6 separate regions of the Homo sapiens genome follow, and all the other regions are linked to region 1. A link is a contact called in ENCODE Hi-C or POLR2A ChIA-PET data. All regions are on one chromosome and are shown on one strand. The core of a region is the stretch at or near the end of the contact, and the rest is flanking DNA. Distances in the headings are between cores, read along the strand shown. Region 1 holds the start of KDM4C (lysine demethylase 4C). Region 2 holds the start of RCL1 (RNA terminal phosphate cyclase like 1). Region 3 holds the start of CD274 (CD274 molecule). Region 4 holds the start of PDCD1LG2 (programmed cell death 1 ligand 2). Region 5 has its middle 180 kb from the start of DMAC1. Region 6 holds the start of RIC1 (RIC1 partner of RAB6A GEF complex).

What was found. Hi-C counts contacts between places; a loop is a spot of excess contacts on that map. ChIA-PET counts read pairs that join two places held with the same protein, here RNA polymerase II (POLR2A). Pooled maps may share reads with other maps.
Region 2: a map of naive thymus-derived CD4-positive, alpha-beta T cell shows a loop between it and region 1 (21-fold over the local background). The contact joins the promoter of RCL1 here to the promoter of KDM4C in region 1. A Hi-C loop is called at or near these places in 1 of 168 maps with a recorded cell type or tissue (naive thymus-derived CD4-positive, alpha-beta T cell) and 13 of 50 pooled maps. POLR2A ChIA-PET finds 5 or more read pairs at or near these places in 2 of 52 experiments (CD4-positive, alpha-beta T cell and CD4-positive, alpha-beta memory T cell).
Region 3: a loop to region 1 is called in a map with no recorded cell type, with 6 times the contacts of the local background. The contact joins the promoter of CD274 here to the promoter of KDM4C in region 1. A Hi-C loop is called at or near these places in 2 of 37 single-sample maps with no recorded cell type and 9 of 50 pooled maps. POLR2A ChIA-PET finds 5 or more read pairs at or near these places in 1 of 52 experiments (activated CD4-positive, alpha-beta T cell).
Region 4: a map with no recorded cell type shows a loop between it and region 1 (4-fold over the local background). The contact joins the promoter of PDCD1LG2 here to the promoter of KDM4C in region 1. A Hi-C loop is called at or near these places in 1 of 37 single-sample maps with no recorded cell type and 2 of 50 pooled maps. POLR2A ChIA-PET finds 5 or more read pairs at or near these places in 1 of 52 experiments (HEK293).
Region 5: a map of B cell shows a loop between it and region 1 (7-fold over the local background). The contact joins the enhancer-like site here to the promoter of KDM4C in region 1. A Hi-C loop is called at or near these places in 4 of 168 maps with a recorded cell type or tissue (B cell, CD4-positive, alpha-beta memory T cell and naive thymus-derived CD4-positive, alpha-beta T cell), 2 of 37 single-sample maps with no recorded cell type and 11 of 50 pooled maps. POLR2A ChIA-PET finds 5 or more read pairs at or near these places in 1 of 52 experiments (activated naive CD4-positive, alpha-beta T cell).
Region 6: a loop to region 1 is called in a map of B cell, with 26 times the contacts of the local background. The contact joins the promoter of RIC1 here to the promoter of KDM4C in region 1. A Hi-C loop is called at or near these places in 9 of 168 maps with a recorded cell type or tissue (B cell, CD4-positive, alpha-beta T cell, CD4-positive, alpha-beta memory T cell and 5 more), 7 of 37 single-sample maps with no recorded cell type and 26 of 50 pooled maps. POLR2A ChIA-PET finds 5 or more read pairs at or near these places in 5 of 52 experiments (CD4-positive, alpha-beta T cell, CD4-positive, alpha-beta memory T cell, activated B cell and 2 more).

Annotation. Positions count from the first base shown.
Region 1 is chr9:6,755,231-6,759,941 of GRCh38, forward strand. It overlaps KDM4C (lysine demethylase 4C), which reads left to right and starts at 2,743. Exons shown (of 22, transcript NM_015061.6): 1 at 2,743-2,973. RefSeq lists enhancers at 834-1,545, 2,277-2,636, 3,837-4,056 and silencers at 2,677-2,916, 3,007-3,176.
Region 2 is chr9:4,790,607-4,795,317 of GRCh38, forward strand. It overlaps RCL1 (RNA terminal phosphate cyclase like 1), which reads left to right and starts at 2,338. Exons shown (of 9, transcript NM_005772.5): 1 at 2,338-2,621. The coding sequence starts at 2,486. RefSeq lists enhancers at 1,595-1,644, 2,465-2,514, 2,589-3,088 and a silencer at 2,025-2,384.
Region 3 is chr9:5,449,292-5,454,002 of GRCh38, forward strand. It overlaps CD274 (CD274 molecule), which reads left to right and starts at 1,251. Exons shown (of 7, transcript NM_014143.4): 1 at 1,251-1,305. RefSeq lists enhancers at 1,028-1,077, 1,368-1,527.
Region 4 is chr9:5,507,629-5,512,339 of GRCh38, forward strand. PDCD1LG2 (programmed cell death 1 ligand 2) reads left to right here and starts at 2,903. Exons shown (of 7, transcript NM_025239.4): 1 at 2,903-3,175. All of the region lies in intron 2 of INCR1 (interferon stimulated noncoding RNA 1), which reads right to left. RefSeq lists enhancers at 1,451-2,650, 2,592-2,671, 2,732-2,791, 2,952-3,001.
Region 5 is chr9:7,974,594-7,979,304 of GRCh38, forward strand. No RefSeq gene overlaps it. Among named protein-coding and RNA genes, the nearest start is that of DMAC1, 180 kb to the left of the region's middle. RefSeq lists an enhancer at 2,158-2,267. Within about 2 kb of position 1,923, at least 8 of the 41 ENCODE cell types and tissues checked have a DNase peak (open chromatin) inside an H3K27ac peak, as active enhancers do; they include B cell, where a contact is called at or near this core.
Region 6 is chr9:5,627,136-5,631,846 of GRCh38, forward strand. It overlaps RIC1 (RIC1 partner of RAB6A GEF complex), which reads left to right and starts at 1,972. Exons shown (of 26, transcript NM_020829.4): 1 at 1,972-2,318. The coding sequence starts at 2,175. It overlaps INCR1 (interferon stimulated noncoding RNA 1), which reads right to left and starts at 2,592. Exons shown (of 3, transcript XR_007061406.1): 1 at 2,432-2,592. RefSeq lists enhancers at 162-381, 2,292-2,792 and a silencer at 1,732-2,271.

The DNA.
Region 1 (4,711 bases), core at 1,493-3,992:
TGTGGTAGCACGCGCCTGTAGTCCCAGCTACTTGGGAGGCTGAGGCAGCAGAATGCCGTGAACCCAGGAGGCGGAGGTTGCAGTGAGCTGAGATCGCGCCACTGCACTCCAGCCTGGGCAACAGAGTGAGACTCTGTCTCAATTATAAAAAAATGCAAAAATTAGCTGGGCATTATGGCACATGCCTGTAATGCCAGCTGCTCAGGAGAATGAGGCACAAGGCACGAGAATTGCTTGAACCCGGGAGGTCAAGGCTGCAGTGAGCCGATATGGCGCCACTGCACTCCAGCCTGGGCAACAGAGTAAGACTCTGTCTCAAAAAACAAACAAATAAATAAAATAAAATAAAAACAAGTATTGTCTCTGAGGTGATCTGATGATCTGTTCGTTAGTTCACATTACATATAAACTTCAAGGGGAATCTATGTATTGTTCATACAGCCTTCCATTAATATATTGCAATTGGGATTTAAACAATTGAATCTAAATAAAAAATTTACTATATGGCTAAAATGTTTTCACGATAATTCATAATATGGAGGTATTTTGATACATTAGGGACACAAGACTGCCCTCAGTGCCATGAGTCCAGTTGATTTTCTAGTAGGCTCTCTTCACTTTCCAAGACTGTGAAGCACTTAATGGATTCACATAGTGCTTTACAGCTTTTGAAGTGTTTTGACATTTTACATTATCTTCCTTAAAATTAAAAAGTGCTCAGTGAAGTTAGCAAGGTTCGTATATCCACTTCAGTTCTTCAGGTTAAAAAAAAGTCATACTCTAATTCACAATGGTAAAGAAATGTTATTTGTGCATCTGCAAATTCTGAAGAAAATGGATTTCAGGTTTCCAGATTTTTTATTCTGGTGCACAAGATTTCTAATATAGCATATGGCTTCCAAAAGACCCTAGCTGCTTGATTGTGGACATATTTCTTAACCGCTATGCTTCAGTTTCCACATCTGTAACAATGAGGTATTAATAGTACCTATTCATTGAATTATTATAAGTATTTATTAATACATGTGAAGCTCTGAAGACAGTGTGTAGCTCACATTACTGTTCTAAGTAAGTGTTAGGTTGCATATTTATTATTTTAGCATATCCAATTTACTTGTAAGGATGGTTGGGATCCTGACGTTACATGCACACATTTGGAAAATTCCCAGTTGAGTATACGTTAGCCAAGTTCAGAATTGTGTGTGGCCGGGTGAAGTGGCTCACGCCTGTAATCCCAGCACTTTGGGAGGCCGAGGCGGGCGGATCACCTGAGGTCAGGAGTTTGTGACCAGCCTGGCCAACATGGCGAAACCCTGTCTCTACTGAAAATACAAAAATTAGCTGGGCGTGGTGGCGGGCGACTGTAATCCCAGCTACTCGGGAGGCTGAGGCAGGAGAATCTCTCGAACCCGTGAGGCGGAGGTTGCAGTAAGCCGAGATAGCGCCATTGCACTCCAAACTGGGCGACACAGCAAGACTCCGTCTCAAAAAAGAGTGTGTCTGTGTGTGTAGCGGAACTTTGTTTTTAACAACTAAAGAAATATGGTGACCCAATAATCCCGTTAGCCTTAGCTCAATTAATCACATTCCATCTGTCCTCACAATGTTCACCCCAGTGAGAAACGAGTTCAAGCGCGTGGTAAGCGGTGTCGATATATTTTTAAAATTCTGTTATCAGTATAATGTAACAGAAAATTCAGCATATTAGCCCAACTTTGCTCACTGGTGTGAAGATATGCCCAATCTTTCTTAGCTAAGACGTTAGAGAAAACGCCACAAGGGACCCAGCTGGGAGCTCTGTAGGAAGTTTAAAAAAAAAATCATTCAGCTTTGCAAAACATCTGATGCTCAACCATCTGTCTTTGGCAGTACAGGGGCTTAAGGTCTGGTTGGTTCCTTCTGACACCTCGGAAGGCGGAGTTACAGAGGAAAAGCAACAAGTTGTAGGAAGTTAACTTATCTAGTCTCAGACGCTGGAGGCACCTGCATTTCTAGTCACTTCAGTTCTGGCCAAACTGTTATCAACTCTAGTTTCTGAGGGACCGCCAGCCCAGGATTCCTATTGGGGTCACCTTTGTGCCTCCCTATCTTAAGAGCACACTTGGGCGGGTCGGGGCGGGACGTGCTGGGTGTAGGTGACTCAACACCGGACAGTTTTGCTTCCAGAGGCTGACACGCTCCTGCGCGGTAGTTGTTAAAGGGTTGGGACACGAAGATACTCTTCGCCTATTCGGGATCTCCCATTGTGGGAAGGAGGCTCAGTGGTCCCGGCCACCGGGTGAAGGGAGAACGGGAACACAGCGCTGTCATCGCCGGAGAGCTGCGAGCCCCGACTTTCTCGCCAGGCTCTCCAGTACATTCCGAGGCTCCACCCCGGTAACGCCACGCTGACGTCCGCGCGTCGGAGGCCGCCATAGGTGCGCGTCGGCGCCCAGGAGGACGTGTGGCGCGTGGACTACATCAGGTCCAGCCCTGCGGGACCCCAGCCAGCGCTTCCGGGCAAGGTTCTGTGCACCTGTTTTCTCCTTCTACGCGAGTATCTTTCCCCTCCGGAAAGAATGGGATATGCCTGTGTCCAAAGGACAAGAAGATGCGCGCCAGCAAGCCTAAGTTAACCACAGCGCGGAAGTTGAGCCCAAAGCAAGAGCGTGCCGGGCACCTTTAAGCTGTTTGTAAGCCCACGTGACTCACCAAGTGCGGGCCCCAGCGGTCACGTGACGGCGCGCGCGCCCTCGCGCAGGGAGAGCCGGCGGTGCGCGCGCCTTCGCCGCTGCCTCCCACCCACCCCCTCGACGGGAGGGTGAGGCGCGGCGCAGTGATCGGGCGGCCGGGGTCCTGTGCGCGTGCGCAGCGAACAGCTGTCACCTAGTGCGGAACAAGTCTCCCAAATTTCCCAAATCTCCCTGGGCCGGAGGCCACTGTCTTCTCTTCCTCCTCCACCGAGTCGTGCTCTCGCCCCAACCCGCGCGCCAGGTAACCGCTTTTCCGGAGTCTGGGGGCCAGGGCGGGGGGAGGGTCCGGAGAGGTCTTCCCGGCACTGCCCCCCTCCGCGTGGGGCACGGGGGTGCGGGCGTCCGGGCGAGCGGCGACGCTGGGGCAGAGACGCTCCGTCCGTGACTGCAGCGACTGTCAAGCTGGGGAGGGAGCGGCCGGCCGCGGCCGCAGGGGAGGGATGCGGGGGCCGGTGACAGCCCGCTCCGGCCCTTACCGAGGTTCGGTACCCGCGCTCGCCGTTTTCCCGGGATCCGGAGTCGGGGTCGCCTCCTTGGGGCAGAGGAGCGCTCGGGCGGTCCTGGGATGCGGACCTCTTAACGCCGCCAGTCGGCTGTGGCGGACTCCAGGAAGGCCGGGCCTGGTGCACCCCTCGGGGCCCTCCCTTCCCTGGGAGTGTCACGACCCGCGGGGTGAGGGTGGGAGCTCCTCTCCTGACCACCCGTTGCAGGCAGTCATCCCGTCATTCGGGGTCGTCTTCAGCCCTCGCGGCTGTCCTTTTGGTGTTTCTTTCCCCCGGCATGGGGCCATTTCTTCCTGCAGTGCCTGGAGGAACCATGATGCGGTGTAGACGGCGGGTGCTTAAATAAATGCGAGTTGGATTAGGGCGCGTGGACTGCCAGGCACAGAACGTGGCGTGGAGTGGGGACGTGGAGGAGGGAGCCAGACAGGCCGGGGCTGTAGGCAGGAGCTTGGGGTTTTCCTCTGTGCTCCGCCAGTAAAGCCAGCAGCCGGGATTCAGATGCTTTCCGCGTGGACTTGATGCTGGGCTCCCCCTTTGCTGCGCGGTGCAAGCCTGCGCTGGCTGGCTCTGATTGTGGGCAATACTACCGGGAGGGGTTTTGTCAGGTTCCTTCTTCCGGAAGAGACAAGGTAAACTTTTTTTTGCGCTTGATAAACTAACCCCGAGAGGTGATTTATAAAGCACTGTTCGGAAATGTAGGTTAGAAAAGCAGAGTCACTTTTATCCTGGTGAAAGTTACTAGTAGGTTCCGGCCACTTAGGTTCACACTAAACTCTGCCCTATTTTCACCCATTTCAGTTTGCGGTATTTAAAAAAATGTCTAAATTCCGGGCAGCTTGGCTTTACTGTTTCTATGGCAACGGTGACTAATATTCTCATTTCGAAGTGTTGTGGTTGAAAACTAGTGGTTTTAATTTTTAAAGGTCCATTTTTTATTAGGAAGCAGTCGGCTCTGCTTTGCGATTATCGCTTGCTTTCTTACCTTGCTGGCCTCCGCGCAACCCGCCCATAGTTTGTTTTGGAACGGATTACACGGTTGTTCGGGTTTTTTAGGTGCTTTTTCTCCCAATTTCAGTGTTATGAAAAGTTTTCACATAAGCTTTACAGTATCCCGCAAACTTGGTAATACAGTACAATTTAAACCGAAGACTTATTTCTTTTTATTAACAGACTTTAGTCAGTTGCTTTTCTAAAGTTGAAAATCAGACCCGGCGCCGTGGCTCCTGCCTGTAATCCCAACACTTTGGGAGGCCGAGGCGGGTGTATCACCTGAGGTCAGGAGTTCAAGACCAGCCTGGCCAAAATGGCGAAACCTCGTCTGTACCAAAAATTCAAAAATTAGCCAGGCATGGTGGCAGGCGCCTGTAATCCCAGCTGAGGCAAGAGAATCACTTGAATCCTGGAAGTGGAGGTTGCCGTGAGCCGAGATGGCACCACTGCACTCCAGCGTGGGTGACAGACTGAGACTCCATCTCA
Region 2 (4,711 bases), core at 1,088-3,587, 2.0 Mb before region 1:
CATGTTTGTTGCAGCACTCTTCACAATAGCTAAAATTTGAAAACAGTCAAAGTGTCCATCAACAGATGAATGGATAAAGAAAATGTGATACATATACACAATATAGTATTATTCAGCCATAAAAAAGAATGAAATCCTGTCATTTGCAACAACATGGATGAAACTGGAGATCATTATGTTAAGTGAAATAAGCCAGGCACAGAAAGAAAAACATCACATGTTCTCACCTATTTGTGGGATCAAACAATCAAAACAATTTAACTCATGGAAATAGAGAGTAGAAGGATGGTTACTAGAGACTGGAAAACATAGAGGGGGTGGGGATGTTGGGGGGCAGGTGGGGATAATAAATGTGTACAAAAATTAGAAAGAATAAGATCTACTATTTGATAGCACAACAAGGTGTCTGTAGTCAACAATAATTTAATTTTCATTTAAAAATAACTAAAACAGTATAATTGTTTTGTTTGTATAATAACACAAAGAATAAAATGCATGAGGGGATGAGTACCCTATCCTTCAGGATGTGATTATCACACATTGCATGCCTGTATCAAAACTTCTCCCGTACCTCATATATACATGTACCATCTACCTACAAAAATTAAAAATTAAAAAAATTATATGGAACCACAAAAGACCCAGAATAGCCAAACCTGTCCTAAGCAAAAAGAACAAAACTGGAGGAATCACATTACCTGACTTCAAATTATACTACAGAGCTAGAGTAAACAAAATGGCATGGTACTGGCATAAAAACAGACACATAGATCAGTAGAACAGAGCGGAGAACGCAGAGATAAATCCACACAGCTACGGTAAACTCATTTTCGACAAAGTTGCCAAGAACATACTCTGGGGAAAGGACAGTCTCTTCAATAAATGATGCTGAGAAAATTGGATATCCATATGCAAAAGAGTGAAACTAGATCTCTATCTCTTGCCATTTACAAAAATCAAAGAAAAATGGATTAAAGGCTGGGAGTGGTGGCTCACACTTGTGAGGCCAAGGTGGGCCAATCGCTTGAGGTTAGAAGTTTGAGACCAGCCTGGGTAACATGGCAAAAACCCATGTCTATACAAAATACAAAAATTAGCTGAGCATGGTGGTGCACACCTGTAGTTCCAGCTAATGGGGAGGCTGAGGTTGGAGGATTACTAGAACTCGGGAAGTTGAGGCTGCAGTGAGTCATGAGCATGCCACTCCACTCCACTTTATAACACACTGTTGTCTACATAAGGCTAGCTACATCCCTTAATCTTAAACTCCCACCGCTTTCAGACACTATCATACCCCGCCCCCCTTCCCCCCGCGAACCCCCGTGCATTCTGGGACTCATGGTTTGGTGAGTGTTGTCCAGGAATGGCTACAAACCCACATTACTATGATATCGGACTTCTACTTGTGTAGTCATTTGTTAGTTAACTGTACATTTTGGAAGGTTTTTGAGTAGAGAAGTGAAATAATCCAACGTTTGGGAAGATTTTCTTGTGCAGGATTGGAGGAGGACGGGAAAGAGGGAAAAAGCATTGCGCGCGTGTGTGTGTGTGAAGTTATTACAACTATCTATCTTGAAGCATGCGAGGTAGGAGGGCCTGAATTGCCATGAAACGCAATGACGATAAACGAAGGGACCCGTGAGAAAGGGGCAAAGAGGTGTCTCAATAAAATAAGCAACGGCCTGCTGTGGGAGGATTCGGGTCTCAGTATAGGCTGCCACTGTCAGCTTTGCAATATTCCTCGAGCCTTTATCCATGAGTAGGACAGGATGGCTCTACCTTGCAGGGTTACAGCATGGAGCTGCGGGACTGCGCCGGCAGTGCGCTGAGCGGCATCCCTGCGATAGGGTGAGTGCACCAACCCTTGTTGTCTCTCTTAGTAAGAAAGAGGAGGGGTAGATAATAGCATCTTCACCCCAGTAGTTGCCGTAAGTAGTAATGCTAAGAATCCGGCACGTCGTAGGCATCAATCTCAGTCCGCCATCTCCCCTTGCTACCACGCCAGGAGGTACACAGAGGAGACTGCCCCGACTGGCAACTCCCGCGCCGGGGTTCCCTGGCCATCCTCCCGCGTTCCCTCCAGCCGCGCGCTGTTGCCAGGGCCCGGGCACCGCCCAGCTCCACTACGGACCAATGGCAGCGCGGCTTGGGCACCGCCCAGCTTCAGCGGAAGCCAATGGAGGCGCGGCGCGGGCACCGCCCTGATCCGGCGCGGGCCAATAGCGGCGTGGCCCGAAGCGGGGGCCGCCCCGGTCGGGCGGGGAGGCGGGGAGGTGGCCACTGGCTCCGCCCCGCTCCCCTCTGACCCGGTGTCTAGTCTCTCCGTCTTCCTGTTCCAAACCACGTGGACGCGTCTGGGCTGCTGGAGGCAGCCCGAGCCGCCGCCGTCGGTGTCGCCGCCACCACCACCATCGGAGTCACGAGTCCCGCGTCTGTCCGAAGTCGCCGCTCTCGGGCTGCTCACGTCTCTTCGGAGAGCGCGCACATGGCGACTCAGGCGCACTCCCTCAGCTACGCAGGGTGCAACTTCTTGCGCCAACGTCTGGTCCTGTCTACCCTGAGCGGGCGCCCCGTCAAAATCCGAAAGATTCGGGCCAGAGACGACAACCCGGGCCTCCGAGGTAACTTGGTGTGGGCGGCGCGCGGCGTGGGCGCGGGGGCTGAGGGGAGACCGAGCTGATGCCGTGGGGGCCCGCGCGGTGTTGGTTGGGCGGCTCGGCGTCCGGCGAGCGCGTCGGGGAGGGCAGGTGGCGCGTCGCCTCCAAAGCCGGAGGGGCAGGCACAGTGGGGGAGGCGGGGTCGGGGCCCGAGGGGAGCGCTCAGCTGCAAGCTGCGCTCGGCGTCTCCGGGGCGCTGGTAGTAAACAGCTGCACGTTTTCCAGCTTTACGTGTAGCAACAAATCCCTGGCGTCGCCCCTTCGCGTCCCTTCGGCCCCTCTTGCCCTCGCCATAAACCTCTCAAAGGAGAAAAACAGTTTGTTGGACCGAAATATGGTGAATGAGCCGGGGGAGAGACATTGGGAGAGAAAAGTACCTTGGGTTGGTTCTCTGCCCTGTCTCAAAGCAGTTCTCAGAAGCAGCTGCCCCCTTGGACACCGGCTGTTCCTGTCGCCATGATTTCTCGGCTGCCCTCACACTTGTCCTTGGGTGTGGATAAAGAAATTTTTAAAATTCTGTGTTTGTTTTCAGCCGTGACTGTGATTGATGTGCGCAGGACAGGAGCTTTGAGATAGACTTTTAACAGTCATGGGCCTAATTGCCTTGACTTTAGAAAAGGGGTCGGTGACAATCGCTAAACTGCAGGCTTCCAAGCTCACTTCTTGCTCTGCAATGGTAGGTTAAAAAGAAATAGGCCCATTTAAACCCACATCTCATTAAATGGCGCCGGTTTTCAACTGGCCTTGGTTTACACCTGGCCCCCTGGCATGAGATACATGCATTTAAAAGCTTCTGACTGGTGGTTATCCCAAGTTGGGCGAGTCAGTAGTCAGGTGAAAAAGGAAAAAACCTGTCTGTAAATTGAAAAAGAGTGTTTGTGGTTGGTCCTGGAAGCTTCCTGAGCGGCGCTGATGTGTTTCATTTTGCACTGGCTCTTGTTTTATCTGTCTGAATGCATTTTTTGGATAGTTAGATCTCTGCCTCTCTTGGGTGGTGATTGGCTGCACATAAAGGGCAGAAGATGCCATGCTATTGACGGAGATAGGTTAGGAAGGAAAGAAGCAGAATATCCCAGGTACAGTGGTGAGAAACCTAGTGATGGTAGGAAAAACTTGTGTTGGTGGTTCCTGTCCTCTCTCTACTGCTCAAAAACACTGAGAAAGTTAGGGAGAGACCACAAATGGTTTATGCCACGACTTTTCCGTCAACAAGTGTTCCACTTAGTTTGACCCTTGGGCAAAGTGTTTGCTTGATTGCTGTGTGGCATTCTCAGCCAGCTCTCCATCCACTTTACCCTCAGGTTAGCTCAGAGAACTTGCCACTAGCTGGATATGGTAAGAAGATGGACTTCTACTTTGTATAAAAGTAGGCATAACTTTTTTTTTTTTTTCCAGAGAAATGGAAGTATAGCCTGGAAACCTGGGTTCTCTAAAATGAATCTAGTTCTATTTAGAGTTTTTCTATTGACAGGTGGCCTCCAATTTAATATTTAATGTTCCAAAGTATGCTTCTCCTTCTCCCCCTCCACTGTATGTGAGCATCTCTTCAAAGCATCTCACACATATGAGCTCCCGTTTCTTCCAAGAACAGGGCTTGGCCACTTGGCACTTTCTTGAAAGGGTGTCAGACGCTGATACCTGAGGGAGGTAGAACTGCTTGGCAGGTGTGCTGGTATTTTATGGGGAACATTACTGTAGAGCATTATTTGCCTTACCCCGTTCATATACCAGGGGAAGAAAGAGACTCCTAGTTATTTGTACATCCTTGCGCTGGCTTCAGGGCCTCAGAAACCTTGTAGATGTTTGTCTGCTTAATTTCTTTCTTTTTTTTTGAGACAGAGTCTTACTCTGTCTCCCAGGCTGGAGTGCCGTGGTGCGATCTCGGCTCACTGCAACCTCCGCCTCCTGGGTTCCTGCAATTCTCCTGCCTCAGCCTCCCTCGTAGCTGGGATTACAGGTGCCTGCCACCATGCCCAGCTAATTTTTAGTAGAGTATTTTTAGTAGAGATGGGGTTTCACCATGTTGGCCAGGCTGTATGAAACTGCTGACCTCA
Region 3 (4,711 bases), core at 1-2,500, 1.3 Mb before region 1:
CCTCAAAAGTGATTTGAAAGAAGGAACATCTGAGCTGGGCCCAAACCCTATTGCAATTTTATTGGGGCCAAAGAGAACTCCATGCTCCTGCCAAATCAAGGCAGTGTCAGCCTCAATAATTTCCCAGATAAAAATAAAAATCTGTGATACAATCAGAATGTGAAAATTCTTATTTTGGAAGCAAATGTCATAACCAATGCAAGGGCTATCTCAATATTCATTCATTATGCAGTATTTTGAACTGCAGTTGAAATGAATAAGAAGGAAAGGCAAACAACGAAGAGTCCAATTTCTCAATTTAGAAAAAGAGAAAAAAAAGAAAAGGGAGCACACAGGCACGGTGGCTCAAGCCTGTAATATCAGCACTTTGGCGGATCACTTGAGGTCAAGGAGTTCGAGAAAAGAGAGCACCTAGAAGTTCAGCGCGGGATAATACTTAAGTAAATTATGACACCATCGTCTGTCATCTTGGGCCCATTCACTAACCCAAAGCTTTCAAAAGGGCTTTCTTAACCCTCACCTAGAATAGGCTTCCGCAGCCTTAATCCTTAGGGTGGCAGAATATCAGGGACCCTGAGCATTCTTAAAAGATGTAGCTCGGGATGGGAAGTTCTTTTAATGACAAAGCAAATGAAGTTTCATTATGTCGAGGAACTTTGAGGAAGTCACAGAATCCACGATTTAAAAATATATTTCCTATTATACACCCATACACACACACACACACCTACTTTCTAGAATAAAAACCAAAGCCATATGGGTCTGCTGCTGACTTTTTATATGTTGTAGAGTTATATCAAGTTATGTCAAGATGTTCAGTCACCTTGAAGAGGCTTTTATCAGAAAGGGGGACGCCTTTCTGATAAAGGTTAAGGGGTAACCTTAAGCTCTTACCCCTCTGAAGGTAAAATCAAGGTGCGTTCAGATGTTGGCTTGTTGTAAATTTCTTTTTTTATTAATAACATACTAAATGTGGATTTGCTTTAATCTTCGAAACTCTTCCCGGTGAAAATCTCATTTACAAGAAAACTGGACTGACATGTTTCACTTTCTGTTTCATTTCTATACACAGCTTTATTCCTAGGACACCAACACTAGATACCTAAACTGAAAGCTTCCGCCGATTTCACCGAAGGTCAGGAAAGTCCAACGCCCGGCAAACTGGATTTGCTGCCTTGGGCAGAGGTGGGCGGGACCCCGCCTCCGGGCCTGGCGCAACGCTGAGCAGCTGGCGCGTCCCGCGCGGCCCCAGTTCTGCGCAGCTTCCCGAGGCTCCGCACCAGCCGCGCTTCTGTCCGCCTGCAGGTAGGGAGCGTTGTTCCTCCGCGGGTGCCCACGGCCCAGTATCTCTGGCTAGCTCGCTGGGCACTTTAGGACGGAGGGTCTCTACACCCTTTCTTTGGGATGGAGAGAGGAGAAGGGAAAGGGAACGCGATGGTCTAGGGGGCAGTAGAGCCAATTACCTGTTGGGGTTAATAAGAACAGGCAATGCATCTGGCCTTCCTCCAGGCGCGATTCAGTTTTGCTCTAAAAATAATTTATACCTCTAAAAATAAATAAGATAGGTAGTATAGGATAGGTAGTCATTCTTATGCGACTGTGTGTTCAGAATATAGCTCTGATGCTAGGCTGGAGGTCTGGACACGGGTCCAAGTCCACCGCCAGCTGCTTGCTAGTAACATGACTTGTGTAAGTTATCCCAGCTGCAGCATCTAAGTAAGTCTCTTCCTGCGCTAAGCAGGTCCAGGATCCCTGAACGGAATTTATTTGCTCTGTCCATTCTGAGAACCCAAAGGAGTCCTAAAAGAGGAATGGAGGAGCCTAAGAATAAAAATAGTATAATAAAACATTTCTTAGACACATTGACCTTGGCCTATGTCAAAGTTCAGTCTGGGTTTGTCTTATAACACAAGGAGTAAAAGTACCATTGTTCTACCTCTTTTTTTAATACTTGAAAAAAATTTACTGTGGATGCTTTTCTATGAATTAAATAACCTTCTAAAAAATGTTTTCATTGCTGCATTCGATTAGATTGGGTAACTAAATGAAATTAATTCCTCACTGTTGGGTATAAAGGTTATTTACAGTGGTTCTGTCTTAGCCATTCACTGAACTCATTGCATATATATCTCTGGAATATTGCTGATTGTTTCCTTCAAGTAAACTTAGAAGTGTAACTACTTAGTCAAAGAGCCTGAATATTTTAAAGGCCTTTTGAAGAAAACTGAAAATGCTTTCCAGAAAGGATGTATCAGTTGACAATGACAGTCGTCAACAGTATTTAAGGAGAACTATGATACTCTGAAGAAAAACTTAGCCTTTCTCAGTAAAAGTAGGTAGGCAGAGGCCACATGACAGCAGTTAGAGTGTGGTCTTCAAGGAAGTCACAGAAATACTGTGGGGAATTGAAACCCCATGTGGAAAATGTACAAGAGTGTCTCAGTGTGACTGAGAAGGAGGTTGGGCATGGGGTTTCATGGAGTTTAATAAAGTTTGGTCACTTAGTAGAGGTTTAATAAATCAACTGTCTTAATCTTTGATCCTACTTAAGAATTTTTTTTTTGTTTTTGTAGAGATGGGGCTCTTGTTATGTTGCCCAGGCTGTTCTCGAACTCCTAGCCTCAGGCGATCCTCCCTCCTCAGGCTCCAGAAGTCCTGGGATTACTGGCGGGAGCCACCATGCAGGCCTCTTGCTCCTACTTTTGAGAAAGGAAGTTTAACCGGTTTTTTTTGTCTTTTTTTTTTTTTTTTTGAGACAGAGTCTCACTCTGTTGCCCATGCTGGAGTGCAGTGGTGCAATCTCAGCTCACTGCCTCCCGGGTTCAAGTGATTCTCCTGCCTCAGCCTCCCGAGTAGCTGGGACTACAGGCACCTGCCACCACGCCCAGCTAATTTTTGTATTTTTAGTAGAAATGGGGTTTCACCATATTGGCCAGGCTGATCTCGAACTCCTGACCTCAGGTGATCCGCCTGCCTCGGCCTCCCAAAGTGCTGGGATTACAGGCATGAGCCACTGCTCCTGGCTGCTTAACTTTTTCTCTATCTCATCCTCCTACCCATCCTACCCTTGGAAGATAGAGAAGTAGTATTAGTTCCATAGTGTTATACTGGGCTTCCCCCAGGGACAAACCCACTTCCCCAACCTGAATGAGCCATCACTTCTTCCCCAGTTTACATTTCATTGCTCTTTAAATGTCTCCATTCGGATATGGGAATTCACATATGGTCATAATTCTTACCTGAAGAAGATGTCAGTCTTCTTCTCTTAGACCAACTGCCCTGATATGAGGTTTAGAGGTTAAAGAACATGTGTGTATTTACATGATCTTTGTATTCTGCCTTTTCGTCCCTCACTAATGACAGCTGCACCCCAAGGAAATGGAGCTGTGGAAGAGAGGGTTTGATAAGAAATTAAGTAAATATTGGATCTAATCCATCACCCTCCAGGAAGCCTTTATTACTCCTAAAAATTTCAACCAAATTCATTAAAGGACAAGAACTCCACCAGAGTAGGCCATAAACATTGGCAAAATTAGTTGTAATCCATGACTAGATTTAATGTCCCTTTGTTTTATTCCCATATGGTTATAATGCTTTGCTTGGCATTAGGGGTATTTTAAGTTTTCTTCTGCCTAGTAAGTGAATTTGTGTTTATAATACAATAATCATAAAATATCACATTAATATTTTATAACTGTACAGTTATAAAATATTTTATAAGTAATATTTATATTTTATAAGTAATATTTTATAACTGTACAGTTAACTCTGGCCCAAGGAAAAGATAGTCTGATAGATGCTGCAGCCCCATTTTAGCAAATGTGACCTCACAGGCCTGAATGCCATCGCTATTCCACATCTACAGGATAGACGGAAAGGAAAGAAATAAAAAAATAGGTACCTAACACTGGCAAGAGGATGATGACTCATGTTATTTCACTTAACCTTTTTATCTTTTAACATGAAGGACTCATACAGGTTGATAAGAAACCAGTGACATAAACAGACCAAAAAATGATCAGATCTTTCAAATTAGCAAAAAAATAATATTTTTTAAACAATGGGTGAAAATACAGTGTAACAGTACCAATTATCAACATGTGTTGAGAACCAGAAAAATGTTCTTTTTCTTTGATCAGCAACACTATTTGGGAAAATCTATCCTCAGGGCCTAGCCTGGGGCCCTGGCACACAGTAGGCACTCAACGAATATTTGCTGAACACACAAATACTTATGATATTTTAAAAAATTGGCAACAATCTGATACCTAACAATAGAGGGATTAAATATTATGGAACTGTTAAATAAGATGCTTATGAATACCATGCAGTAAGATGGGCAATATTTATGCCATAAGCTTTAATGAAACAAATGGGTATTAAATGTATGATAAGGTTATAAATTACTTTTTAAAAGATTACAGGGAAAAAAATTGAAAGATATACACTGAAATGTTTTTTGCTCACAGTGGTGACAAGGTTTCTCAGCACTGGCACTGTTGACGTTTTAGGCTGTATGTCTTTGCTGTGGGAGGCTGGCCTGTGCACTGCAGGGTGTTTGGCAGCACTCTTGGCCTCTGCCCCTAGATAGCAATAGCAGTCCTCCCTCAACCAGCCCAATTTTGACAACCAAAAATGTTTCCAGGCATCACCAGATGCTCCCTGGGTGAGAGTGATGAAATAGTAGGGGATTTTCCCCTTCTTTTCTTAT
Region 4 (4,711 bases), core at 1,653-4,152, 1.2 Mb before region 1:
GCTAAAAATACAAAAAAATTAGCCGGGCGTGGTGGCGGGCGCCTGTAGTCCCAGCTACTCAGGAGGCTGAGGCAGGAGAATGGCATGAACCCAGGAGGTGGAGCTTGCAGTGAGCTGAGATCTCACCACTGTACTCCAGCCTGGAAGACAGAGTGAGACTCCATCTCAAAAAAAAAAAGTTAATAAACAACATGCTGACAAGGTTATGGAGAAAAGGGAATGCTTATACACTATTGGTGGAGTGTAAATTAGTTCAACCATTATGGAAAGCAGTGTGGCAATTCCTCAAAGAGCTAAAAACAGAACTACCATTCAATCCAGCAATCCCATTACTGGGTATATACCCAAAGAAATGTAAATCATTCTATCACAAAGACACATGCACACACATGTTCATCATAGCACTATTCACAATAGCAAAGACATGGAATCAACCTAAATGCCCATCAACGACAGACTGGATAAAGAAAATGTGGTACATATACACCAAGGAATACTATAGAGCCGTAAAAAAGAGCATGTCCTTTGCGGGAACATGGATGGAGCTGGAAGTCATTATGCTTAGCAAATTAATGCAGGAACAGAAAACCAAATACCACATGTGTTCACATATAAGTGGGAGCTAAGTGATAAGAACACATGGACACAAAGAGGGGAACAACACAAACTGGAGCCTAGCTGAGGGTGGAGGCCCCAGGGAGGAGGGAGATGAGCAAAAAAAAAAAAAAAAAAAAAAAAAAAAAAAAAAAAAATGACTGGGTTCTAGGCTTAGTATCTAGGGGACAAAATAATCTGTATGACAAACCTCCATGACACGAGTTTACCTATGTAAAATAAAAGTTTAACAAAAAACTAAAAAAGTTACCTATGTAAAACAAAAGTTTAACAAAAAACTAAAAAAAGTTACCTCCACCCAGAAATGCCTTTATTAACACTTTGGTTTGTAACCCTCCATTATTTTCTCTAGACATATAGATTTATGAGGCAGGCTAATGTGCTGAGACACTAGCTTGAGTTTCATTTGGCCTTGCTGTGAATATACCTGGGCCTTCCTTTGCTTCAGGATGCCCTAAACTGTGGCAAAGCAGAGCTGAACTGCCCAAAGGAAAGTGTGAAGAGGAGAGGCAGGCCAAGCCTGGAGAAAGGCTACCCAAGAGAGAGGAAAGGAAACTGTGGTGAGTGCACCTCACTCCTAAAGAAGGACAGGAACTCTGGTAGGTGAGGTGTGTTTTCCATAGATACTAAAACTCAAAGCCACACAGGGGACATATGTCCATTCCTCAGCCAGTCACTGTGGCCAGGAACAGAGGGTCAGGTAAGAGAATGGCAACTCCTAAGGAAACCACATGCCTGGAGCCGTGGGTGTAGAAGCAGATCCCCAGAGGAAGCACGGGTCCCACAGACACAGTCCCAACTCTTGCCGTCTAGGCAGCCACTCCCATCTGTAGGTACTACACAGCTTCGTAGTACTTCTTAAAGTACTTCTTGTTCAAGCGATGGGACGAAAAGAGGATGCAGGACAAGGAGGAGGAAAGGAGATCCTTGCTTTTGTAGAAGAAACAAGGAGGCAGGGAAGGCTTAGAGGACAGGCAAGGAGAGATGTTTTCTTAAAAACATCCTCTGTCTGAGTGTTCAGCCCCACATCTCTGCTGGTCCTACCCCTATAAGCACAAGGAAAAGGGCGGGAGGCAGCAGGAGAAGGATTGATCATTCAGGCCTATATTCAAGTTTGCCTTTTCTTGCCATGTGGTTTTAATCTCACCAATCACAAGCCTGAAGGTATAGTGGGGCCACTGAGGTCCGAGTTCAAATTCAGCCATGCAACTAAGGAAACATTGTTTGATCTTGGTCCTGTTTTCTCATGTGTAAAATGGGTCTAACTCTAAACCACACATTGCACTGAGAATGAAATGAGGCACTATGAAATGAAGTGAGGTTAGTTGAATAATGTTCCCCCCAAATTCATGTCTACTGAGGACCTCAGAATGTGACTATATTTGGAAGTAGGGTCTACGCAGATGTAGTCTAAATGAGGTCATACTGCATTAGGGTGGGCACTAATCAAACGGATGGTATCCTCATAAGAGGAGAGGAATGTAGAGATACACACAGAAAAGAATGTCATTTGAAGATGGAGGCAGAGATTGGAGTGATACAACTATAAGTCAGGGAATGCCAAGGACTTGAGGTCATGTGTTACAGAAGCCCTAGGAAATGAGTCAATTTCCTGGCACAGCACTAAGACATGCTGGTATTCTTCATTCCATCCCTTTCCCCTATTCCTAAATGTGCTCCAGGGACAATGGGGAAGCTGGAGCACATATAAGAATAGGGGAAAGAGAGGGAATAAAAGGGTATTAAAAACTCTCAAGGTATGTTAAAAAAAAGACTCTCAACAAACCAGGTATTGAAGGAACATACCTCAAAATAATAAGAGCCATCTATGATGAACCCACAGCCAACATCACACTGAATAGGCAAAAGCTGGAAGGATGCCCCTTGAAAACCGGCACAAGACAAGGCTGCCTTCTCTCACCACTCCTATTCACCATACTATTGGAAGTCCTGGCCAGAGCAATCAGGCAAGAGAAAGAAAGAAAAGGCATCCAAGAAGGAAGAGAGGAAGTCAAACTACCCATGTTTGCAGATGACATAATTTTATATCTAGAAAATCCCACAGTCTCAGCCCAAAAGCTCCTTAAGCTGATAAACTTCAGAAAGTTTCAGGATCCCACATGAACATACAAAAATCACTAGTATTCCTAAACACCAACCATAGCTAAGCCAAGAGCCAAATCAGGAATGCAATCCCATTCACAGACAAACTGCTAAAAGCAAAACCAAAACTTTCCAAATAAGCCAGGCTTTCGTCAGTTCCTCAGAACTAGTTCTGGTTTGACTCACTCTCATGTTACGGCAAACCTTAAGCTGAATGAACAACTTTTCTTCTCTTGAATATATCTTAACGCCAAATTTTGAGTGCTTTTTTGTTACCCATCCTCATATGTCCCAGCTAGAAAGAATCCTGGGTTGGAGCTACTGCATGTTGATTGTTTTGTTTTTCCTTTTGGCTGTTCATTTTGGTGGCTACTATAAGGAAATCTAACACAAACAGCAACTGTTTTTTGTTGTTTACTTTTGCATCTTTACTTGTGGAGCTGTGGCAAGTCCTCATGTGAGTAACGAGTGGGTTGAGATACTCTCATACTATTATGTTGTGGACCATGATGAGGCTGCCAGGGTGGGGGAAGGGTGGCCTACCTTCTCTCCACACCATTTGAGGCAAGAGACATTCTGCCTCAGAAATTGTGCTGAGGGGCACAAATAAGCTAATGTCCTCCTGCCCCAGATTTCTCTCACTTGTTCCTATGCATATTGTTCTTGTTGCTCAGTTTTATAAGGTGAGATATTTTCTGCACCAAATATGTGCACTGTAAAATAATATAACTATTCTTAAGATTGTCTCTCAGCTTAGAGTTTTCGGAGGCTTAATGGTGAAGAACTTAAAAATCTGTTTTCCTATGACTGACATCTGTTTGTGATTATCCATTTAGCAGACGGTGATCCCTCCAGGCTGGCCTTTGTTTACAAGCTATGCCTAAGAGGCAGCTGTTGGTGGAGGGGGAACAAAAACAAAAAACCCAAAACTATTATCTTAATAACTTATAGAGGTAATCATTATTGAACAAAAGCATGATTTGGGGACTATGGAAAGGCTTATTCTTTCCATATAAAATGATCAGCGAAAAGGTAGAAAAATTAAACAGAACTGAAATAATTGCTATTGATTGCTCACCGCCTGGATGCACTGAGTAGAAGAGCAAAGGCAATGGGTTCATGTGGAGGGGATGGAGGTGGAGAGGCTAAGCCTGAGTGAGATTACCAACTAATCAGGACTTTTAACCCAAAAATACTATGGCTCTGAGGGGCAGGGAATGAGAGACCTAAATTGACAAAATGCAGAGTAAAAATATTCAGTGTGAGCAGTAATGAGACAGTTGTATCAGGGTCAAATACGGAGTTGGCCTGGATGTCCTCCAAGCTCCTTTCCAAGCCTAAGATTCTGTGAGTGGATGAACAATCCTGGTCCTGCTGCTCTTGCCACTGGAACCTGATCTATTTGCCTTCATTATTTGAGGTCTCCCCATCATCAGGCTCTTTGTTGTCTGCTGCTTCAGGGTGTCTTCTCCCCAGATTTCTCCTGTTGGTGAGCTTTTCCATTGAACTGGAGCTCCTCACAGGCAAGAAGCACACCTTTAAGGTTCTCTGAGTCCCAAGTTCCTAGTGCAGTACCTGGCAATACACATAGGTGCTTAGTGGGTGCTTGCCGAATTGTTGAATGGATTTATTTGATGAAATGTCAGGAGAATCACCAGAAATGAAATGTTCGTGTAATGGACAGGGGGAAGTTTGAGGTTGATTTGAAAAAGGAGATGGTAGAGACAGTATTATGGGTCATGCTTCAGAGTTTATTTGCTTTACAATACATTGGACAGCAACCAGTAGATTGTTGTGTGTCATTTTAATTCCACATGCTAATGTCCAAATATGTCATATGTCTTAATTGTTGCATACGTGGGTTACTCTGTAAAGGGGCAACTGTAGTATCACCTCCTCATGCCACACCCTGCTCCACTGTAGCTGGGCTCGATAACCTTCAAATCAACTCACAGAATTCCAGGACAGACAAGAGCATCTGAAAGGTTATCTA
Region 5 (4,711 bases), core at 673-3,172, 1.2 Mb after region 1:
TGCACATGCCATAAAATAAGCAATCCATTTAGAAGCCAAATGAACACATATGAGCAAAGTGGGTGAATTACGGCTGCCTTGGGAGCCTTGGTGTTACTTCTCCTTACGCTTGTAGGCTTAAATGATTGCTGCAGCATAGATATTGACAAATGGATATAGTTACACAGTGAGGCCTCGTGGGTTGACACAAATGCTGGTTGCTGTGAAAATACTCAGCAGTCGGAGGAACAGGAAGTGTCCATGGCTGCATTTGCAAATTTGTTCAGTTGCTCTCAAATTGCTAGCTTTCTGATGTGATCTCTGCTCATTTCCCCCACCCTAGCACCTGCCTCACTCTAGCACCCGTTTATGCCATTGCCCCCAAAAGAAGCCTTGCCATTTGACCAATTGTCCCATGCCCATTTTCAGACACCTCAGAATCTCTTCTCCCATCTCCGCTGTAAACTCAAGTTTCTTAAACCTTTCCAGAGCAAGTCCAGTCCAATCCAATCACATTGTTCCGTTGGGAATATCTTTGCTAATGGCAGCAGTGGGTGGAGAGAGGTCCTTGCCGTTATTTTGTCAATGTGTCTTGATCCTGTCTTTTCCAATTAATGATAAGTTCCTTGATGACAGGACCCATCTCTTTTTCCTCCTTCACTTCCCACAGTGGCCATAGAATAAATATAGACAGTATAGCCTATTAGGGAAAAGTGATTTACACAGAAATGAAGCATTCTTACTTTTTATTTCCAGTTGCCCAAAGACTTAGCAAAGTTGATCCTGCTACCTAATGAGGCATCTCTCATTCCCACAGTCTCTGCCTAGCTCCCCGCATATTAGAAAAATGTGACAATTTACAACTTTGTTGGGGAGCTAGGAACATTCGTTCCTGGAGCAGGTTAAACTGTTAGCAGGGTGGAAACTATTTCTTCAAACTAGATGTAATCTGCAATTCTAGTAAAGCACTTAGCAACAATTCCAGTTGATCCTCACTTGTGAGTTTATATGCGTAATACCCACAAGGGCCGTACCCATGTTTGTTTTGTTTATTTTTGTATCAAAAACCTTAGCCTAGAAACTAGTGCAAAGGAGTCGAAGACCCTGTCCATTCATATATTCAGCAAATACATTGAGCACCCACACACCCACAAAGTGTGTGTCTTTTGTTCACTGCTGTCTTCCCCATACCTAGGGAAGGTAGGGACTGCCTTCTTGGTTAACTTCTGGCTCAAAAAAAGTAAGAGCTAAGAATTAGCAATGCTTACTCTGTGCCTGGCACTTTTTAAAGTATATTACATGTATTTTAGATGTTTAATCTTTATAGTATCCTACAAATTAGGGATTATTAATATCCTTATTTTTACAGATGTGAAAATTCAGACACTTTTCTGCATAAATATGTACATAGTACTTATGTGTTGTAATATACACATTACAATATAGCATATATTTGTCATATAACATAACATGTATATGCACATAAATACATACTATAATACACATAGCATATATTATATGTAATACATATCATATATACATATATACATGTACATATGTTCATGTATTGATATAAACATATATTCACACACATACCCATATAACACTGATAAAAATGAAGTTGCTCTAGTGTAAGCGTGATGGCAAGAAGGGCTGAAATCTGCTGGCCTTTCGTCTTGTCGTCACCCATCCCCTCCATATCCTCTAAGGCACTTTCTCAGAGCCCAGTTTGAAACCACTCATCTAGCCCTTGTCTCTCATTTTACATTTGAAGAAAGTGAGGCTCAGAGAGGGAAAGTGACTTATTTAAGGTCTCACAGCTTCATTAGCTGTGGGCTAAAGGCTGAGCCAAGACTAGAATGCCCCAATTTTCAGATAAAAAAAGCTGAAGCTCAGGGATATTGTCATTTACCCATGAGCTCACAGGCAGGAAGTGGTGAAACTATCATTAAACTACGGTTGGCCTTGTTCTTTTGTGGTTTCATTTCACTAAGCCTCTGACACCCTGACCTCAACTTCCTTCTGTAGATATGTCACCTGGCCTCCTTCAGTCTAAGACACTACACACTGGCCACACACTTTGTCATCCTCATAGACTGACAACCTGCTCTCACATACCCTGCTTTCTTACTGTGTAGGCTCTCTTTTCTTGCTCAGAATGTCCTTCCCCACTTCTTCATGTGCCAACTCCTAGTCATCCTACAAGAACCACATTCACTTTAAGTTTCTTTTGAAGCCTTTTCAGTGTCCCATACCCTGATCCCATTACCTCTTCTATGTATGCAGGGCTTGCTTCATGCTTGTGTAACCCAAGGGCCCTGCATTTGATTTAACACATTTTAAAATTCTTAACAATTTATGAAAAAGGAAACCCATATGTTCATTCTGCCCTGGACCCTGCAAATTATGCAGCCAATCCTGTGTGTGTTTTTTCATGTTGCGTAGACTCTATTACAGTCAGTAACATATTGAGAAAGAGTGTGTGTCTCCTCTGATAGTCTATGAGCTCCTTGAAGCAAGAGGCTTGTCTTAGTCATTGCTGTATCCTCACACCAGACTCTACGGGATGCTCAGGATTCACCTGTTGATCTGTGAGGAAGCCCAAGGCTCAGTTAATGCCCCCCACCCTCCTTCCATAACAGTCTCCTGATTAGGAAACAGTGCTTGACCTCTAGACAATCTGAGTATCCACTCCAGGAAGTGGAACATTGCCTTCCCAATGTTGAAACTGTTAGCACTCAATCATGTTTCAGGAACATATAGAAGGTATGTGCCTATTCTGCTTCAATTGCTTTCCAAAATAAGTATACGAAAGTGGATAGAAAATATTTTAGTTTGATGAAGTAAGAATGTTATGAGGCAAAAGGAACTGACTTATCCCACTGGGTGGGGATTAGGTCTGGAATAAGATTGCACCATGACTAAAATGACTTCTTTAGCCAATGACATTCCTGAAGATTGGATCAGAGTAAAGTTAAACTAACCTACTCAAGGAAGACTTTCCTAAATCAGCCCCTTTGCTGTATAATTTAGTATGGAGAGCTGATTGTGGGTTTTTCTTGTTTCATTGTTTAATACATAGAGGTTTCACATTTCATTTTGAAACAGAAAGAGGGACTGGAAGAGATAAGTTAGTATGAGTGAGGAAAAGATTAGAAGGTAGAGATAGGATCGCAATGCTGTTATCACCTTTGCTTTATTGATAATCTCAGGAAGGACTAGACTGCTAAGAAAGAGGAGCCCAGATTGGAATAAAAGAGACGATGCCAGGATCAGCCTGTGAGAGGATGTCTCACTTAGTACACCTCAAGGATCATGTCAGCTGAGCATCTATACCCCGCGTGATGAATATTGCATACAGACTCTGCCTTCAAGTCATCCCCCATTCGACAAGCATTTATTTAAGGTTCTTACATTCCAGGACTTGTACTAGATGCTAGAAACAAACAGATAAGGAAAACGTAGGAAAATGCTTCTCTCAGGAAGCAATATTGTATATGAGTGGTGAAGAGCTTCAAATCTGGGGCCAAACTGCTGGGTTTGAAATTTGGCTTGGCCACCTACTGGCTGTGAAATCTTGGGCAACTTTCTTAATCACTCTGTGCCTCAGTTTCTTCATCTGTAAAATGAAATAGCCATAGTACTTATTACAAATAGGTAATAATTAGTGAGAATTAATTTGAGTCAATACATAAAAATGACTCAGAATAAAAGACCAGCTAAGAATATATACACACATACTTAGCTACTTATAATCTAGTAGGAAAGATGGGTATGTTATCAGAGGACTTACCATGCAAGACATTTGAAGACAAATCCCTGAAGTCTAGAGTGACACATCACCAATGGCTGATTGAATGCCACTGAGGTCATCAGCAATGGTAATGGAACACCTAAATATGACACCAAATGGACACCATAATAGCCTTAATCTCTGGAAGCTTTCAAATCACACTATATGGTTCTGGAGGCACTTAGACTGTCCACCTTCCATGGATGATTCTGGTTAGAAAGGAGGCAATGGGCAATGGCAAGGAGTGAGGGGAGAGATAGGGAAGTTTGCCTATGGCTCCTCACTACAGGGCCACATGGGAGAAGGCACAGCTAGGACCTCTTCCATTATGTGTATATATGGAAGTAGGGAAGGACTTCCCTTAATCTCTTATCTCTTTGTTACTTTGTGACAGTGCTTCTTTTTTTTTCTCTTTTTCCTTCTTTTTTTTTGAGACTGAGTCCCCCTCTGTTGCCCAGGCAGGAGTGCAGTGGCGTGATCTTGGCTCACTGCAACCTGCCTCCCTGGTTCAAGTGATTCTCTTGCCTTAGCCTCCTGAGTAGCTGGGATTACAGGCACAGGCCACTACGTCCAGCTAATTTCTGTATTTTTAGTAGAGATGGGGTGTCACCATGTTGGCCAGGCTGTTCTCGAACTCCTGACCTCAGGTGATCCTCCTGCCTCAGCCTCCCAAATTGCCAGGATCACATGCATAAGCCACTATGCCAGGCAAATGGTGTTTCTATCTCAATAAATATCAACAACAGACACCGAAAGTCTAAAACAGAAAAAGGTGGAAATTACTTTTCTTTTTTTTTTTTTTTTTGAGATGGAGTCTCACACTGTCGCCCAGGCTAGAGTGCAATGGCGTGATCTCGGCTCACTGCAACCTCGGTTTCCTGGGTTCAAGTGATTCTCCTGCCTCAGCCTCCCAAGTAGCTGGGATTACAGGTGTCTGCC
Region 6 (4,711 bases), core at 722-3,221, 1.1 Mb before region 1:
TGCTTAGAAGTTCCTTAAATTGCCCATGAGCACAGTATGACAAACTTGAGACACATGAGAACAAAGACTCTCTGAGAGACAGCTGGGACAAACATTCAGTAACACTGCCAGCAAAATTGCTGCACTAGAACATTTTCATTTCCTCTTTCTGCCAAGTGCATAACTGAATCTAAGATGAAAGTATGATGCAACTTTGTTATTCTACAATTTGAAATTGGCAAGTTAAGAAACCTCTCTGGGCCTCTTTGTCTAATGGTGTAGCTCAGCTGGATCAGGGTTTCCTCCACGGTTTGTCTGACAAATACTGCCAGCTTACTATGCTTACTATGTTCCAGGCTGCTGTGTTGGACTGGGGGAGGGTAGACGCCAAGGAGACAATCTGATCGCAACAGGCTGGTGAGTGGTGAGGCAGTTTCAACCTCCATTTGAGGAATACAGGATTCTATCATCACCTTCCAGGGAATGCAGTGAATGTTTAGAAAAATTACAGAAAGTTACATATTTGGTTATGAATACCAGCTACAATGCTATATCTAATATGAATTAAGTTTCTTTGTTTCCTTTTTTCTGTTTATGTTGCTACTTTTTTTTTTTTTTTTGAGACAGTCTCACTCTGTTGCCCAGGCTGGAGTGCAGTGGAGGGATCTTGGTTTGCTGCAACTTCCGCCTCCCAGGTTCAAGCGATTCTCCTGCCTTAGCCTCCTGAGGAACTGGGATTACAGGCACCTGCCACCACGCCCAGCTAATTTTTGTATTTTCAGTAAGACGGGGGTTTCACGATGTTGGCCAGGCTGGTCTCGAACTGCTTACCTAAAGTGATCTGCCCGCCTCGGCCTCCCAAAATGCTGGGATTACAGGCGTGAGCCCCAGCACCCCGCCTACGTTGCTACTTTTTAATGTGGGGTCATTTTTTAAACCTGGCTTTTTAATTGAAAAAGTAATACAAACATATGGAAAAATTCAAACTGTACTAAAAAAGGTAGACAATGAGAAGCAAATCTTTCTTCTATTTCAGACTCCTCCTTCCCCCATTCCACACCATATCCCCTCAACCCTCCTTCTATTCAGACGTTACCACTGGGTCAATCCGTTGAAAGTTACAGCTAAGGTGATACCTGGGGTCCAAAAGCTAAATATGGACCTACGCTATCACCAGTCCCTTCCAGTTCTAAAACTAAGTCCAAGCCTTTTGCAGCACGAAAGAGATAGCCTCCTCTCATCTAAAGTTATGGCTGGTAAGGCTGAGACGAATGGAAATGGATTTCAAAGACATAGATTTAGAACTCCTGAAAGGCAGGAGACAGAACTCAATACTTTCATGGTGAGTGGTTTATTTACTGATTAAATAAACGCTCCCTTAGGGATGTAAGCTCCACACCGGCAGGAGCTTCATCACCAGCTCTCACTGCAGACCCCGGCATTAAAGGAGCTCACACGGTAAAAGCCCCTACCGCCCACCACAGCCACAGCGGCCGGCAGCCCAAAGTGGGAAACCGCGCCGGCCGTCACGTGACTCCAGCTCCCCCCGGCAACCGGCCCGCCCCCACCGAGACCCCGCCAATCCGGAAGGGAGGTCCAATTTGGCCAGGCCAGGGCGTGTTCCACCGGCCCAGTAGCCTTGCTGCTGCGTTATCCCTAGACTCGCCCCACTTGCCTCGGAGTCTCAGGCCGTTGCCTAGGTCCTCCCGGTAAAACCCTGGAGACTGCTAGGGAGAGGAGCAAGGGAGGGGCCAGCGCGCAGAAGTGCGGACGCAACCCGGCGGCCGCGGGCGAGGCTTATGCAGAGCTTCAAGAAACAGCTAGGGAGACCGCAGGAGTCTCCAGAGCGCGCGCGCGGGCCCTCCCCGGCCCGACCCACGCGGCGCGGCGTGGTGACGCCCGCGCGGCCTGAGGAAGGGGCGGGGTCGGGGCGGGCCTCCGCGCTCCTCCCGCCCTCTCTGTGTCCCTACTCTCCCTCCCCTTCCCTCCCCCACACTCGGCCCCGTCAGCTTGGGGGTGCCTTCGTCGCGCAGCCTTGCGTCGGCCCGGCCCGGCCAGGCCAGCGGGCAGATGCCCCGAGCTGCCGCCGCCGCCGCCGCCGACTCGGCCGGTGGCGGTGTGGGAGGTGGGCGACCAGCCCGGGGCCGCTGAGTGTGACGGACGCAACTGGGGGCGCCGGGGGCTCCGCACGGACCATGTATTTTCTGAGCGGCTGGCCCAAGAGGCTGCTGTGCCCTCTGGGGAGCCCGGCCGAGGCGCCTTTCCACGTTCAGTCCGACCCGCAGAGGGCTTTCTTCGCCGTGCTGGCCGCGGCCCGCCTCAGCATCTGGTACAGCCGAGTAAGTAGAGCCGCCCGCCGCCTTTCGCCGCTGCCTCCCCGGCCTCCCGGCGCCGTCCCACCCCCAACTTCCACCCAGAGCCTAGGACTCCTGCCCCTTCGTGCCAGACCCACCTGCCTTCGCAGTCCGCGTCCTCGTTCCACCGAATTGGCCGCAGGTACCCGCCGGCTGCAGGCACGTCCTCCAGCCGGCGGTCCGGGGTGGATGAAGTCGCTGCTGCCGAAAATCCCTGAGCCTCCCCGCGTTGGACCGACGGCCGCGGCGTGCAGACTCCGCACGCTCCCCGGCCGAGCCCAGACTTGTTCTTCTCTCCCTTCCCCCATTCCCCGAGGGACAAATTTGTTTAAACTTTCCACAATTAGAAATCCGGCCGCTGTGGTGCCCCAACCCTCCCTTACTTTAAAGGTCGCCGTTTTGGAGTTAGGGAAAGCCTCTTGGGCTTTACCCAGCGCCAGACTTTACAGGCCTGTAATAACTTATTTCTACAAACTACAGCCTGAATTCTTTATTCTTCACTAAAGGTCTGGTTATTTAACTCCCCTCTTTAACCCCAACATCCCTTCCCCACTTTCGAGTTGGTCTTTTTCTTTGCTGCTGCTCTTGGACTCTTCGGAATAGGGGGTTAAAGGAGCGGAAGTAGAACTCAAATCTGTCCGCGGAACTCCCAGTTATAACACCTGGAAATAATAAGGCTTGGGAGGAGCATGGAACTGAATTCTGTTTTTGCTTTAAGTCCTGGTTATCTTTTTCTTTCTTGTATTGAATTACTGAGTAGATATGAGAAAGAAATAAGTGGTGGATGGGATACTCCCTACTCTCTGCAAACACTGCTATAACTTTGTCTATGAGAACGACAGAGTTCAGAGTATAAAAATGCTTTTTTTCCTCCCCAAAGAAGGCAGTACCAATCGATGTCAGAGTGAAGTTTTTCTCCTTTCCAAGTTAATTTGACCATGTGGGGATAGGTTGTGATCTTGTCCTTATTAGGTGTTCGTGAAATACTGGTTTTAGTTTGTTAAAATCCCCAAATCTTTGTGTGTTGCTGTTCCATTACCTGTAATGCCCTTGACAGTCCTCACCCACTTCCCTGGTAATACTGGTGATGGGATTTAGTGACGGGTAATTCTGGTGTCTCCTTTGACTGTCATAGTTGGGCTGTAAATCAGACTATTTGCCATCAAGTTTTGGCTGATCTAATTTTCAAATGCAAATCAGAACAAAACAAACTTATAAAATCGTAATACCAACAATATGACTATTTTGTCTAGTGCCTGATTGTATTTTGAATATATATGTATGTATGTGTGTGTGTATATATATAAACATATGTGTAAATATATATAAAGTATCATCTGGTTCCTAAATGAGATATTCGTTTACAATGTATATGCCAGTTGAATAATTTTTAATTTGTTTAGGTGTATATAACTCAACTTTAAAGCACATGCAGAAAAAAATAGAACTTGAATTTAAATTGTCTTTTGAATTTAATACATAATTCCTTTTGAATGTAACAAATTTAGACTTTCGTCTAAAATTTAACTTTTCTTACCTTTAAAAAGGCAGACCTAACTTAATTTTAAATAAAAGTAAACAATATGACCTATGAATTGACCAGAAGCCTGTAAACCACTTTATTCCCCCATAAGAGAAGCATAAACATATGCTTTAATTTAGGGACATTGTGAATATTCTTAAGCATGTCTATTGTTTGGTTTTGGAGTTACATACGACATCTAGAAATCCAAGGCAGTTCTGGAATTTAAACTATTCATACTCTTCTTTCAAATTCCCACCTCACATGCAACTTCCTTTTTCCACAGAAGTCCAGGGACCCCTACTATTAAGTTCTGTTGTGCAAAAGTTAGGCTGTAGGGAACCCATGGGTTTAGAGGTCTGGAGTGAAATGAAATGCAGGAATACCTTAGAGGAGGCTGTATAGTACTGTAGTATGAGTGGTTAACCTTGGTCTCTGGGCACCAGCTTTGTTGTCACTGAAAAAAATCAGATATTCACGAGGTCAAGAGATCGAGACCATCCTGGCCAACATGGTGAAATCCCGTCTCTACTAAAAATACAAAAAAATAGCTGGGCGTGGTGGTGCACGCCTATAGCCCCAGCTACTCGGGAGGCTGAGGCAGGAGAATCGCTTGAACCCAAGAGGCAGAGGTTGCAGTGAGCCAAGATCCCACCACTGCACTCCAGCCTGGCGACAGAGCAAGACTCTGTCTCAAAAAAAAAAAAAAAAAAAAATCAAATATTGAACCAAGTGATTATAAGGTGTATGATTACATGCCTAGGTGAGTGGGATACATATGCTAGACTCCAGCTTCCAATCTTCTCTTCCTGGGATATGCCCTTTCTTACTCTGTATGAAAGTTTTCATTTTGATT